2 separate regions of the Homo sapiens genome follow, and region 1 is linked to region 2. Evidence: chromatin contacts called from ENCODE Hi-C or POLR2A ChIA-PET data. All regions are on one chromosome and are shown on one strand. Each heading gives the region's core, a stretch centred on a gene start or an enhancer-like site at or near the end of the contact. The rest is flanking DNA. Distances are from core to core; before and after follow the strand shown. Region 1 holds the start of SYNGR4 (synaptogyrin 4). Region 2 has its middle 12 kb from the start of RABAC1.

Region 1 (6,873 bases), core at 190-2,689, 6.4 Mb after region 2:
TGATAATAATTATGATTACAGCGTTGTGACTTTATAGGTACAATTATTATCAGGTAGTAGAAATAGTAATGATGAGGATGATTACTATACCCATCTTAAAGAGGGAAAAACCATGCCCCAGAGAGTGCCTGTTCAAGCCCTCAGAACAAGCCAGAGTTGGGAATGGATGCTGCGTCTGCATCTCGGAGACCTGGCTCCTGCATTCCAGCTCATCTCCCGCCCACTAGGGAAACACGAAGGGACCCGGGAACTACAACTCCCAGGAGGCGCCAGGGCAGCTCTCTGCAGCAACTAGGGCCCTGCCGCCGCGAAGCCTGCTGGGAGCCGTAGTCCCCAGGCTCTTGGGCCTGGGACAGGCGGTACCTGTATTAGGAGGCGGAGCAGCTGCTCCTTGGAGAAGGGAATGAAGCGCTCGCGGTACTGCTGGGCCCAGTCGCGGGGCTCCCTGGGGTTCCACATCTTGCGATACTCCCCCATTTTGGCTGCCAGCGATGAGAGGGCCCGGGGGGGCCCGAGGAGCGCGGGCAACAGTGGCCATACTCGGACCCTGGACCCCCAGACCCCCCGGGTCACATGCAGCATGGCTAGACCCTTTCCCCGGAGCCTAAACAGAGGAAAATGGGCAGGGGTCAAAGGCCATCTAGAGGAAAAGCGCCCTCTCCACCTCCACGTCCCACCCTCCAGAAGCCGTCTCTACCCCAGGCAGGGCGCAGAGCCCATCCGCTCGCCTCAAAGCCCCTGTTGCCTGTCCCCTTCCCACACTGCTCAGTTGGCCTGGGTCCCAGACAGGGGTCAGAGGTCTTAGGTTCTGGGGCGTTTTTCAGGCCCAGAGACCCTGTAGTGGTACAACGTTTCTTTGGGGTCTAGACAGCGAGGTAGATCTTAGGAGAGCAGGAAATGCTCGTAAAGGTTACCTAGGGGGTGCAGGGCCGCCCTCCCTGGCCATGCAATCCCCCGATTTCTCCCTCACCTTAGCCAAAGCTCGACTGTCATTGAGCCTCCTGCGCATGTGCAGGAGGGCGTCCTGGGCTCCCGAGGTTCGGCTTCACCCAGCAGTAAAACGCATGCGCAAAGCTTCGGTCAATGCGGGCTGTCCATTTCTCACCGCCGACTCCCTACATCAACTACGCATGCGTTGCCTGCCTTTCTCCACCGCCGGCCTCGTTTGGGCGCGACGCATGCGCCGCAGGAGTGTCTCCTTGTCAGCTTGCTACAAAGGGAAGGGGCGGTGTGGACGCGAGACTCCCTAGAGGGATGGGGCGGGGTAGGGCTCCCGCGCGCAGTCCGCCAACGGCGCGCAGTCCAACGTTCGCCGAGGCCACGCCCCGGCTCGTGTCAGCTCCTGAGTAGGCGGAAAGAGGGAGGGGGCGGGACTTGGGCGCAGCCAATCAGCTGTGGAGGAGCGAAAAGGCGGGAAAAAGCGGAACCAAAAGAAGGCTGAGGTGGCGCTAGGGACCAGGAGGGGTGGGGGTGGCGAAAGGAAGGGCGGGCCCTCAGGTGACGCAGATTGGCCCTCCAGAGAAGGGGCGGCCCCTTCTCAGGTGCCGTCACCCCCAAACCTCAGCACTGCCATTCCAGGTCCTTAAAGGGGAGACCGCGATTCTAAGAAGGTAGCCCAGTGCCGGGGCGTGGCCTCATTCTGAGGTTCCCCACAAATCCGAGGTCCCGACTCCCAGCTTGAGGAGGTGCACTTCCGTGAAAATGGAGCTGAATTCGAAAGGGAGGCCCTTATTCTGGGAAATGGCCCCAAGTGACAAGGACAGCCTGAAATATGCCCTGAGATACCTGGGTTCTCCACGAAGGGTGCTGTCACCCCCAAACCTGAAAGGGATTATTCGGTTTCAGACCTCCCAGGGGCTCTGATCTCAATGGCCGCACCCCCTAGTCCCCAGAAAGTCCCACCTGTGTCCTCTCACAGAAGGACCCAGTCCCTCTGCAGGCCCTTCAGCTCCTGGGTCACAAGACGTGGTCCCCAAATATCCCAGCCCTCCCCTGCACTCCACCTCTGGGATCCCTGACAGCCCTCTCGCCCAACAACCCCCTCAGCCCACATTCCTGACTTCTGGAACCTGAAGCAGCCCCTTCACTTATGTCCCCCACTCCTGGGACCCCCAGAATCACCCTCACCCCAGGCCCTCACCTCTCTGGAATCCTCCATAGACCCCCTTAACCCACACCTCAACCCAGGGGACCCTTAGCGACTCTCTCATCCTGCACCTCCACCTCTGTGACCCCTGGCAGCCCTCCCCACACGACACCTTGCCTGGGACCCCTAGTATCCCCATCCTATGCCCCCCTCTCCTGGGACCCCCAGAAAGCTCCCTCACCACACACAACCCCATTCCTGGGAACCCCCAGCACCCGCATCCTATGTCCCCCACTTCAGGGACCCCTAGCAGCCCTCTCCACACAACACCTTTCCTGGGACCCCCCAGAACCCCCATCCTATGCCTCCCACTTCTGGGACCCCTAGTAGCCCCCTCACCACACAACCCCATTCCTGGGACCCCCAGCACCCCCATCCTATGCCCCCCACTCCTGGGGCCCACAGAAGCCCCCTCAGCACACACAACCTCATTCCCTGGGACCCACCTGCACCCCCATCCTACGTCCCCGACTTCTGGGGCCCCTGACAGCCCATTCACCCCACACCCTGACTCCTAAGAGGCTCAGCAGTCCCCTCACCCCACACAACTCCATTCCGGGGACCCCCCCCATCCCCACCCCATGTCCCCCAATCCTGGGGCCCCCAACAGCCCTTCCACCCCGTGCCCCTGACTGGCATCCCCCATCTGTGTCATCCCACAGCAGCCAAGCCCAGGGCTGGCCTGAAGCCCCCGGACGGCAGTGCCCAGCAGGCAGCGCCCAGCACCCTGGCTCCCACCTCCCAGTGGCCCCAAAGGAAAACAGCTGCCATGCACATCCCCAAAAGCCTCCAGGAGCTGGCCAACAGCGAAGCCGTGCAGTTTCTGAGAAGGCCCAAGACCATCACGCGGGTCTTCGAAGGGGTGAGGCCCTCCCATGGCCCGACTGTGCCCCTGGGTGACAGGAGCCAGGAGCTCTCAACTCCCAGACACAGTGCGGGAGATGGGAGGACAAGGAAGGGGTCAGACGGGGAAACAAGACAACGGAGCAAATGCTGACACCACCTTTTCCTGAGCACCCCACTATAGGCCCTATGCTATTGAGGCACTGATGGACTCTCATAGTAAGGAACAGCCCTCACAGTAGGTGCTGCAAGTCCCATCTCTGAGATAACAAAACTAGGGCTTAGAAAAGTTAAGTAAATTTTTTTTCTTTGAAACAATCTTAATTAGCCAGGCATAGTGGCACACACCTGTAATCCTAGCTACTGAGGAGGCTGAGGCAGGAGAATCACTCGAACCCGGGTGGTGGAGTTTGCAGTGAGTGGAGATCATACCACTGCACTCCAGCCCAGGCAACAGAGCCAGACTCCATCTCAAAAAAAAAAAAAAGAAAAAAGAAAAGAAAGAAACAGTTTCGCTCTGTTGCCCAGGCTGGAGTGCAAAAAGCAGTGGCGTGATCTCCGCTCACTGGAACTCCACCTCCTGGGTTCAAGCGATTCTCCTGCCTCAGCTTCCCAAGTAGCTGGGATTACAGGTGTGCGCCACTGCGCCTGGCTAATTTTTGTATTTTTAGTAGAGATGGGGTTTCGCCATGTTGGCCAGGCTGGCCTCAAACTCCTGACGTCAAGTGTTCTGCCCACCTCAGCCTCCCAAAGTGCTGGGATTATAGGTGTCAGCCACCGCGCCCAGCCTAAGTAAATTTTTTAAATCTGGGATGTCCAGTGGGGTAGCCACAGCCACATGTGGCTACCTCACTTTGCACTAATTAAAATAAAAGTCCATTCTTCACTCACAGTGGCCACATTTTAGGTGCTCAACAGCCACATGTGGCTGGGGACTCTCATATTAGACAGTACAGGCTGGGTGTGGTGGTTCATGCCTGTAAAACCAGCACCTTGGTAGGCCAAGGCAGGCAGATCATTTGAGGTCAGGAGTTCGAGACCAGCCTGGCCAACATGGCGAAAACCCATCTCTACTAAAAATACAAAAATTATCCAGGCATGGTGGCGCAAGCCTGTAGTCCCAGTTACTTAGGGGGCTGAGGCTCAAGGATGGCTTGAGCCCATGTGGCGGAGGTTGCACTGCAGCCTCGGTGACAGAGTGAGACTCTGTCTCAAAAAAAAAAAAAAAAATTGTGGCTGGGCACGGTGGCTCACACCTGTAATCCCAGCACTTTGGGAGGCCGAGGCGGGCGGATCGTGAGGTGAGGAGATCGAGACCATCCTGGCTAACACGGTGAAACCCCATCTCTACTAAAAATACAAAAAAATTAGCTGGGTGTGGTGGCAGGCGCCTGTGGTCCCAGCTACTCTGGAGGCTGAGGCAGGAGAATGGCGTGAACCCGGGAGGTGGAGCTTGCAGTGAGCCGAGATCACACCACTGCACTGCAGCCTGGGCGACAGAGCGAGACTCCATTTAAAAAAAAAAAAAAATTAGTGCAGATATGGGACATTTTCATCATGCCAGAGAGTTCTATTAGACAGCATTGGCTAAGGTCACGCAGTAACAGGCAGGGGCAGGATTCAAACTCAGATCTGTGAGATGCCAGAGCCCATTTATTTTCCACCTCCCAGTTGAGGGAGGAGGAGAAGGAGAGGAACAGGGGCTGGGGCTTCTAGGAAGAGAATAAGGAGTGCAGCCCTGAAGTGCCAGATGTTGGGTGGTAACCGTGTGCCAGGCACCATGCCACCGTTCATTTCATCATCCCCACACTCCTGAAGAATCTGGACACCTGGAGTCAAATCCTCATTCAGCCCAGACTTTGCTGTGTGATCTTGAACCAATCACTGTTCATCTCTGGATCTCAGTACATGAAGGGTTAGGGCTGTGGCTCTGACCTTTAACCTGTGCTGCTTCCACCACTCCGCTTTAACAGAATTGGAAACTAAGGCCCAGGGAGATGTTGAGACTTGATCGAGGTCTTAGGAGTAGGTGGAGTTCCCCGGCTCAGACCCAGGGTCTCCACCCCCAGAGTGCTAATCCAGAGTATCTCCTCTCTGCCCCTTCTAGAGCCTGAGCTTGGAGAAGGAACAAACAGGCCTGGAATCCTGGCTCAGGCACGTGCTGTCCATGCAAAGTGGCATACTGCCCAGTTTACCTGGGCCAGGCCTGATGTCCTTACCAGCAGCAGCAACTTTCTTTCTCAAAAGTGCCCCTTTGGTTTGATGGCTTGCCTGGTCACCCTGTGTCCGTGTGACCCTGAGCAAGCTATGTGATTTCTCTGAACATCTCCTTACTCTCGTCTGTAAAAAGAGGATCCTAATAATCTACTCCTAGGAAGAATCATTGTGAAAATGTAACAAATTAATGCCTATAAACTGATTAGCATGGGCCAGGCAAGTAGTGATCTTTCCTTAGTGATTTTTTTTTCTTTTTCTTTCTTTTTTTTGAGACAGACCCTTGCTCTGTCACCCAGGCTGGAGTACAGTTGGTGCAGTCTCAGCTCACTGCAACTTTCGCCTCCTGGGTTCAAGCAATTCTTGTGCCTCCGGAGTAGCTGGGATTACCAGCGTGCACCACCATGCCTGGCTAATTTTTGTATTTTTAGTAGAGATGGGGTTTCACCATGTTGGCCAGACTGGTCTTAAACTCCTGACCTCAAATGATCCACCCGCCTCGGCCTTCCAAAGTGTTGGGATTACAGGCGTGAGCCACCGCACCCAGGCTTAAATAGTGATTATTATCAAAACAAATCATTACCGTGTGTGAGGAGAGGGCCTAGGATGATTGAGATTTGTGTCCGTTGTCCTCCCCCAGGGAAAGAGGGGAATCTTGAAAACCGCATCCCAGCACCAGATCTTTCGCTGGTGTTAGTTTCTCTACTCCTCACCACAACCCTGTGACACAGGCATTATGATCCCTGTTTAACCCAAGGGGAAACTGAGGCTCACAGAGGTTGAGTGGCATGCCCAAGGACATCACCCAGCTGGTGAGCAAGTCCAACTCGGATCCACCCACCTATCTGGAAAGCCTCGGAAGGCAGGGCGGGTGGCAAGGAGACGGAAGCCCAGCTGGTGTGGACTGGTGCGGGGAAGGAGGAGGAAGAGCCGCCAACCATGCCAGACGTTCTGGTCACGGACTTTGCCCGCCGCCTCCTTCCACCGTCCCTACCCCCCCGCCCTCTCCTCCTTCCCCCCTGGCCTGGCTCCTCAGTAGGGAGTCTCTGGGCAGCTGGTGCTCTTGTCCTCGCTGCCGCCTGCCAGCTGGTGCCTTAACTGATAAATCTTTGCTCCCTCCCTAGGGACAGGCCAGGGAGGGCATGGAAGGAGTTTGGACTGAAGCTTAAGAGGGATAGGGTCCCTCTAGCCCAGATGAGCCCCTGCTCCTCAAATCTCCAGTGTCCCGGGCTCATGTCACAGCCCAGGGTTTTGGGGGTCAGTGGACAGACAGCCCACCGGCCTAGATGTCAGGAGGGCTAGATTCCAATCCCCCTTTCACCACTTACTGACCTTGAGAGGACGCCTTCCCTCTCTGGGCAAATCACAAGAATGACCATTTTCCTGAGCACCTACTAGAGCCAAGCCCCTACCCCCACATTCCTCCTTTTCATAGCATAGAAACAGACCAGGAAACTGAGGCTCCAAGAGATGAGTGATTTGCCCCAGGCCATACAGCTGGCACAGTCAGAAGCATCTGGCTCTTTCCACTCCACCAAAATGGCTTCGATTTATCACCTGTGAAACAGAAATGAATTAATAATCTCCACCACGTGGGGCCGGTGTGAGGTTCCAGGGAGGTAACGCAGGTAAAATGAATATGGGCTCAAAAATGATCAATGTGCTTTCTT
Region 2 (7,143 bases), core at 85-2,584:
CTAACTAGGTATCTGGGTGATTAGCCTCAGACATTCCCACACTAAGGAACAACACCCCGGGCCGGGCACGGTGGCTCACGCCTGTAATCCCGGCACTTTGGGAGGCCAGGTGGGCGGATCACCTGAGGTCAGGAGTTCAAGACCAGCCTGGCCAACATGGTGAAACCCTGTCTCTACTAAAAATACAAAAATTAGTTGGGCATTATGGTGGGCGCCTGTAATCCCAGCTACTCAGGAGGCTGAGGCATGAGAATGGTTTGAACCAGGAGGCGGAGGTTGCAGTGAGCCGAGATCACACCACTGCACTCCACCCTGGGTGACAGAGCAAGACTCTGTCTCAAAAAAAAAAAAAAAAAAGGAACAACACCCCAAACTCCATCACCCCAAACTAGGTACAAATAACCACAAACCCTGGCAACTAGGTCTTGAGACTCAGTGAGCCCCAAATTGTATATAAATGTTAGGAACTCATAACTAGTAGCCCTCAAACCAGACATCTGGTTGCCTTCTCTTAATCTCCCAAAGATGGGCTTCTCATACACGAGAGTGACACCCCCAGGAGGCATCTGATGACACAACCCCAGCTTGGCACTGGATCTGCTGAGGGACATCTGGGCCCCAGCTGTCACCCCAGATTGATGTTCGGGCTCTCAGATGGTCATCCCAACCTCAACATCTGGGCAGCTGGGATTACACACTCCTAAACTAGACATCTGAATGTTTTGCCACAACTACCCACAATCTAAGGCATTTTGGATTTGAGCCCCAAACTTGGGCTCTGAACCACGCCCCCAGCCTCAGAACTCCCTAACTGAACATCATGGTAAGTCACTTCTATTTTGGATTTAGGGTCCCAGCCTTAATTTGTTCCCAGATTAGAATATAGGCCCACAGGCTGGGCGCAGTGGCTCACGCCTGTAATCCTAGCACTTTGGGAGGCCAAGGCAGGTGGAATGCCCAAGCTCAAGAGTTTGAGACCAGCCTGGGCAACACAGTGAAACCCTGTCTCTACTAAAATACAAAAAAATTAGCTGGGCATAGCAGCGTGCGCCTGTAGTCCCAGCTACTTGGGAGGCTGAGGCAGGAGAATTGTTTGAACCCAAGTCCCAGCTACTTGGGAGGCAGAGGTTGCAGTGAGCCAAGATCACGCCACTGCACTCCAGCCTGGGTGACAGAGCGAGACTCCATTTCCACAAAAAAAAAAGAATACAGGCCCACAGTTTCACTCACCCCTAAATTAACCTTCAGGGCCTCAAGGTCAGCAAAACCACAGCAAGTCACTCTCAAAATAGGCATCTGAGCTCCACAGCCACCCACCCACACACTTTGCATATAGCCTCCCAGTCTCAGATGTCCCCAAAACTAGGGCCTGGGGCACCCAGGCTCAGTGACCCCCAGACTAAGCAAGTGAGCTCCAAACTTCAGTCAGCCCTAAGGTAATCAGTAGGACCCCCAAATCAACATGTGGGCTGCCAACCTCGGTCACCGCTAAACCTCAAAACCAGTCACCCTAGACTTGACACCTGAGTCTCCGAACTGACTCACCCCAAACATGACAGGTGAAATGCCACAGGAAGTCACTTCTAATCTAGACAGTAGGCCCCCACTGTCGTCACTAATGTGGGTGTCAGTAGCCCCCATCCCCGGCCTCAGTGACGAAGCCACACAACTGCAGACATCTAGAGCTGGGTGTTGGGTGTCCCAAAACAGGAACAAGGGCTCACACGTGCCCAGAACTGGGCAGGAGGAACTCCAGGCACCCCAAATTCAGGATCTTGAGCCCCAGCATCCATCTTCTCAAAGTGAGAATCTGAGTCCTCAGTGTTAGTCACCCATAAACAATGCATCTTGACTACCACAACCAACCATTTGCCCCCAAACTAGGGTTTTTTTTTTTTGAGATAGGGTCTTGCTCTGTCACCCAGGCTGGAGTGCAATCATGGTGCAATCATGGCTCGCTGCAGCCTCAAACTCCTGGGCTCAAGAGGTCCTCCCTCAGCCTCCTGAATAGCTGGGACTGCAGGCAGTTGCCACTGTGCCCAGCTAATTTTTTTGTTTTTTGTTGTAGAGATGGGGTCTCACTATGTTGCCCAGGCTACTCTTGAACTCCTGCCCTCAAGGGATCCTCCCACCTTGGCGGGACTAGCTGGGACTACAGCCCAGCTAGTTTATTTTTATTTATTTTATTTTATTTTTTTTGGAGATGGAGTCTCGCTCTGTTGCCCAGAGCAAGTGGCGCAATGTTGGTTCACTGCAACCTCCACCTCCCAGGTTCAAGCGAATCTCCTGCCTCAGCCTCCCAAGTAGCTGGGATTATAGGCGCACACCACACCCCAGCTAATTTTTGTATCTTTAGTAGAGATGGGGTTTCACCATGTTGGCCAGGCTGGTCTTAAACTCTTGACCTCAGGCGATCTACCTGCCTCAGCCTCCCAAAGTGCTGGGATTACAAGCGTGAGCCACTGCACCCGGTCCAGACTAGGCTTTAGACCCACAGGATCCTCTTGTGTCCAGTAAAGGGCAGCTGGGTCTCCAGGGCCAGAAATCCCAAGGTTACCTGTGCCCCAGCCACAGCGACCCCTAGGCCAGGCATTAGAGCCTCAGTCTCCATCTTCCCCCAGGGGTCTCTATCACTGCCACCCACAGGTGTGGAGGTGCTTTGAAAACACTGGCCCTCCATGTCATAGACATGAAGCACTCCTCAAGTGGGTCCTGAGTCCTGGGGCCCTGACCTCTTGACACCTCCATTCCAAATACCCAGACTCCTAGCTTCAGTGACCTTCACACAAAGCTCCACACCGCTGGCCACACTCACTCAGAGACCCCACACCTGAGTACAGGAAACCCTTGACTCAGTTGTCCCAGGAACATTCAGGCATCAGCACTCTCAGGCTCAGCCATGTTTAGAAGGGACCAGCACCCTAGACTCTGCGCCCCAGACTAGAGGACTGAAATGACAGCTCCTGCCGCCCCAAGTCAAAACAGGCACCCCTCAGCCTCATCCCTCCAGCTGCACAACTATGCCCCAAGTCTCTGTCCCCCAAACTAGGAAGTCTCTGCCACCCAGAACTGGGAAACTGTATCTCCATCTCTGTTACCCCAAGGCCGGGCCTTGACTTCTGGTCTCATCACCCCAAACTAGACCACTGATCCCAGTCTCTGCCTCCCCCAAATGGACAACTGAACCCCAATCACTGTCAGCTCAAACTGGACAAAAGGACCCCAGTCACTGTCACCCCAAACTAGAAAGCAAGACCAGTAGTCTCTGTCACCCCAAACATGACATGGATGAGTAATGTCTGGCACATCAAGATAGACAACAAGACCTAAACTGTCACCAGAAATTGGCAAGTGGATGAGCCCAGGAGTTCGAGATCAGCCTAGGCAACATAGTGGGACCCTGTCTCTATCAAAACAACACAAAACAAAATAAATTAGCTGGGCATGGTGGCACGTCCCAGGAGGCCTAGGTGGGACTTGAGCCCGGGGAGGTCAAGGCCACAGTGAGCCATGATTGCGCTACCTCACTCCTGCTTGGGCAACAGAGTAAGACCCTGTCTCAAAAATAAAATGAAATAAAATAGGCCGGGTGTGGTGGCTTAAGCCTGTAATCTCAGCACTTTGGGAGGCCGAGGGGGGCAGGTCACTTGAGGTCAGAAGTTTTAGACCAGCCAGATCAACATGGTGAAACCTCATCTCTGCTAAAAGTACAAAATTAGCCGGGCGTTGTGGCAGGTGCCTGTAATTCCAGCTACTTGAGAAGCTGAGGCAGGAGAATCGCTTGAACCCAGGAGGTGGAGGTTGCAGTGACCCAGGATCGCACCACTGCACTCCAGCCTGGGCGATAGAATGAGACTCTGTCTAAAAAAATAAAATAAGGCCAGGCACGGTGGCTCACACCTGTAATCCCAGCACTTTGGGAGGCCAAGGCAGGCGGATCATGAGGTCAGAAGATTGACTCCATCCTGGCCAACATGGTGAAACCCCATCTCTACTAAAAATACAAAAAATTAGCCAGGCATGGTGGCGCATGCCTGTAGTCCCAGCTACTCAGGAAGCTGAGGCAGGAGAATTGCTTGAACCCAGGAGGCAGAGGTTGCAGTGAGCCGAGATCGTGCCACTGCACTCCAGCCTGGTGACAGAACGAGACTCCATCTCAAAAAAATAAATAAATAAAAATTAAATTAAATTAAATTAGCAAGCTAGTCTGTCACCTCACAAATGTACTGGGACAATGATCTCTGTATAACAACCTACACAACCAGACCCCATTTCTGTTACCCAAAATACATGCAGGGGCCCCAGTCCGTTTCCCAAAAGCAGACAACCAGATACCCAGTCTCTGTCACCCATATATACTCTGGGACCCATCTCTGTCCTGTAAAACTAGACAACCTAGCCCTAGTTTCTTTGCCCCAAATACTGCTTGGCACCCCCAGTTTCTGTCACTCAACACTAGACAACCAGACCCCAGTCTCTGTCACCCCAAATATACCCAGGGATCCTAACCTCTGTCCCACAAAACTAGGCAACTGGACCTCCAGAGTCTATGAGGTCACATGTTCCCTGGTCTCTGTTTTCTCCCCACAAAACTATAAAACCAAATGCTCCATCTCTGTTACCCTGAATACATCACCCTGGGACCCAGTCTCTGTCTCACAGCCCTAGACAACCAACCCCCAGACACTGCCACCCCAAACGGGACAATTGTACTTCTAGGCTTCTAGGGTCTGTCACACCACGTTGAGCAACACGTTGCATAAAATGTGACCTCAGACTAGAGACCTGGGCCCACAGTCCCATTCATCTTCATCTGCTCGACCAGACTCCATCCAGTGTGTCTCCTAAACTAGACGGCCAGACCCCTGGTCCCACTCATGCCAAATGAGACAAGCTAACTTCCATTCTATGTCACCCTAAACTAGACCCTGGAACCCCTATCATTTCATCTCACCCTGGACAACTGATCCCTAATATCTGTCATTACAAACTAGGCAGCTAACCTCCTAGCCCCTGTCACCCCAAATTCAACTTCCCAGTCTCTGTGCCCCAGGCTAGGTCCTGGGATCCCAGTCTTTATCCCACAAAATTAGAAACCAGAACCCCCTGATTCTGCCACCCCAATCTAGGCAAAGAAACCCCCACTTCTGTTTCTTTTTTTTTTTTTTTTTTCAAGACAAGAGTCTCATTCTTTCACCCAGGCTGGAGTGCAGTGGTGCGATCATAACTCACTGCAGCCTGGACCTCCTGTGCTCATGTAATCCTCCCACCTCAGTTTCCCCAAGTAGCCGGGACTACAGGCACGCGCCACCAGGCCTGGTTGATTTATTTTTATTTTTTATTGAGACAGGGTCTTGCTGTTTCCCAGGCTAACCCCCACTTCTGTTGTCCCAAACTGGACATCTGGAACCCCGATCTCCAGCATCCCATACTATCCAACCAGATCCCAGTCTGTTACCCCAACTAGGCAACCAGACCTATAATGGCTGCAGCCTCAAACTAGCCAACTGGTCACCCCAGGTCTTCCACCCCAAGCCAAGGCCCTGATCCCCCCAACTGGTCACCCCAGGTCTTCCACCCCAAGCCAAGGCGCTGATCCCCCCAACTGGTCACCCCAGGTCTTCCACCCCAAGCCAAGGCCCTGACCCCCAGGGCTTTGGTCTTTAGCCAAAATTAGTTGGCCAGTCTTGTGGCCTCTGTAACCCCACCCAGATAATTGGACTGGTAGCCTCTGGCACCAAAGTGAGATAACCAGACCTCCAGTATCAGATACCACAGTGGAGTTCACCAGATCCCCAGTTACTGTTGCTCTAAACTGGTCATCAAACCCTCAGTCTGGTACCCCAAACCTTAAATTTCAGTCTCAACCCAGTGTCACCTCAAAAGAGCCAAGACTCTACATCCAATACCCCTAAGGAGGTGCCAGAAGTCCCAGTCTTCGCCACGAGAAACTAGACAATCAGAACCCAGTCTATCACCCCAAAACAGACCTTAGAATCTCAGCCCCCATCACCCCAACCTAGACAAGAACATTAGTCTCTGCCACCTCCAACAACTGGTTCCTGTCACACCAACCAGATGCAAGTCCCTAATCTGTCACTTAAAGAGAACTGGGCTGGGCGTGGTGGCTCACACCTGTAATCCCAGCACTTTGGGAGGCCGAGGCGGGCAGATCATGAGGTCAGGAGATCGAGACCATCCTGGCTAACACGGTGAAACCCCGTCTCTACTAAAAATAAAAAAAATTAGCCGGGCGTGGTGGTGGGCGCCTGTAGTCCCAGCTACTCGGGGGGCTGAGGCAGGAGAACAGCATGAAACCAGGAGGTGGAGGTTGCAGTGAGCGGAGATCGCGCTACTGCACTCCAGCCTGGGCGACAGAGTGAGACTCTGTTTCAAAAAAAAAAAAAAAAAAATTGAGAACTGAACCCATTTTCTTTTTTAAAGACAGGGTCTCCCAGGCTGGAGCGCAGCGTATGATCCTAGCTCACTGCAGCATCAAACTCTTGGATTCAAGTGATCCTCCTGTCTCAGCCTCCCAAGCAGCTGGAACCACAGGCATGCACCACCATACCCAGCTAATTTTTTCTTTTTTCTTTTTTTTTTTGTAGAGACGGGACCTCATTTTTTGACCCAAGCTGCTTTCAAACTCCTGGCCTCCCAAACAGATCTCCAATTACCATTACCCCAAATCAGAAACTGGATCCCAGGCTATATCACCAAACAAGACCACCAGATTCCCAATCTGTCACTTCCAACCAGCCAGCTGGATCCCAGACTGTCACCAAAATAGACAAGACCTTTGGTCTCTGTCCCCTTGATGAGACAGCAAGCCCTCCAATTTCTCCTACCCCAAACCAAACCTCGAATCTCAAGGTTGTTCAGGAGAGACAGAGAAATGGTACTGTAGTTTTGTTTTTATTTTTATTTATTTATTTATTTTTTCTCGAGACAGAGTCTTGCTCTTTCGCCCAGGCTGGAGTGCAATGGCGCGAACTCGGATCACTGCAACCTCCACCTCCTGGGTTCAAGCCATTCTCCTGCCTCAGCCTCCCAAGTAGCTGGGATTACAAGCGTGCACCACCACACCTGGATAATATTTTTTTTTTTTTTTTTTAAGTAGAGATGGGTTTCACCATGTTGGCC

The links. A loop is a pair of places that touch in the nucleus more often than their neighbours do. ChIA-PET counts read pairs that join two places held with the same protein, here RNA polymerase II (POLR2A). Pooled maps may share reads with other maps.
Region 1: a loop to region 2 is called in a pooled map, with 7 times the contacts of the local background. The contact joins the promoter of SYNGR4 here to the enhancer-like site in region 2. A Hi-C loop is called at or near these places in 1 of 50 pooled maps. POLR2A ChIA-PET finds 5 or more read pairs at or near these places in 2 of 52 experiments (BJ and activated CD8-positive, alpha-beta memory T cell).

Annotation. Positions count from the first base shown.
Region 1 is chr19:48,362,928-48,369,800 of GRCh38, forward strand. It overlaps SYNGR4 (synaptogyrin 4), which reads left to right and starts at 1,440. Exons shown (of 5, transcript NM_012451.4): 1 at 1,440-1,610; 2 at 2,809-3,008. The coding sequence starts at 2,916. It overlaps TMEM143 (transmembrane protein 143), which reads right to left and starts at 1,013. Exons shown (of 8, transcript NM_018273.4): 1 at 971-1,013; 2 at 364-604. The coding sequence starts at 993. RefSeq lists enhancers at 565-614, 1,095-1,214, 1,585-1,734.
Region 2 is chr19:41,943,982-41,951,124 of GRCh38, forward strand. No RefSeq gene overlaps it. Among named protein-coding and RNA genes, the nearest start is that of RABAC1, 12 kb to the right of the region's middle. RefSeq lists enhancers at 828-937, 1,388-1,437. Within about 2 kb of position 1,335, at least 6 of the 41 ENCODE cell types and tissues checked have a DNase peak (open chromatin) inside an H3K27ac peak, as active enhancers do.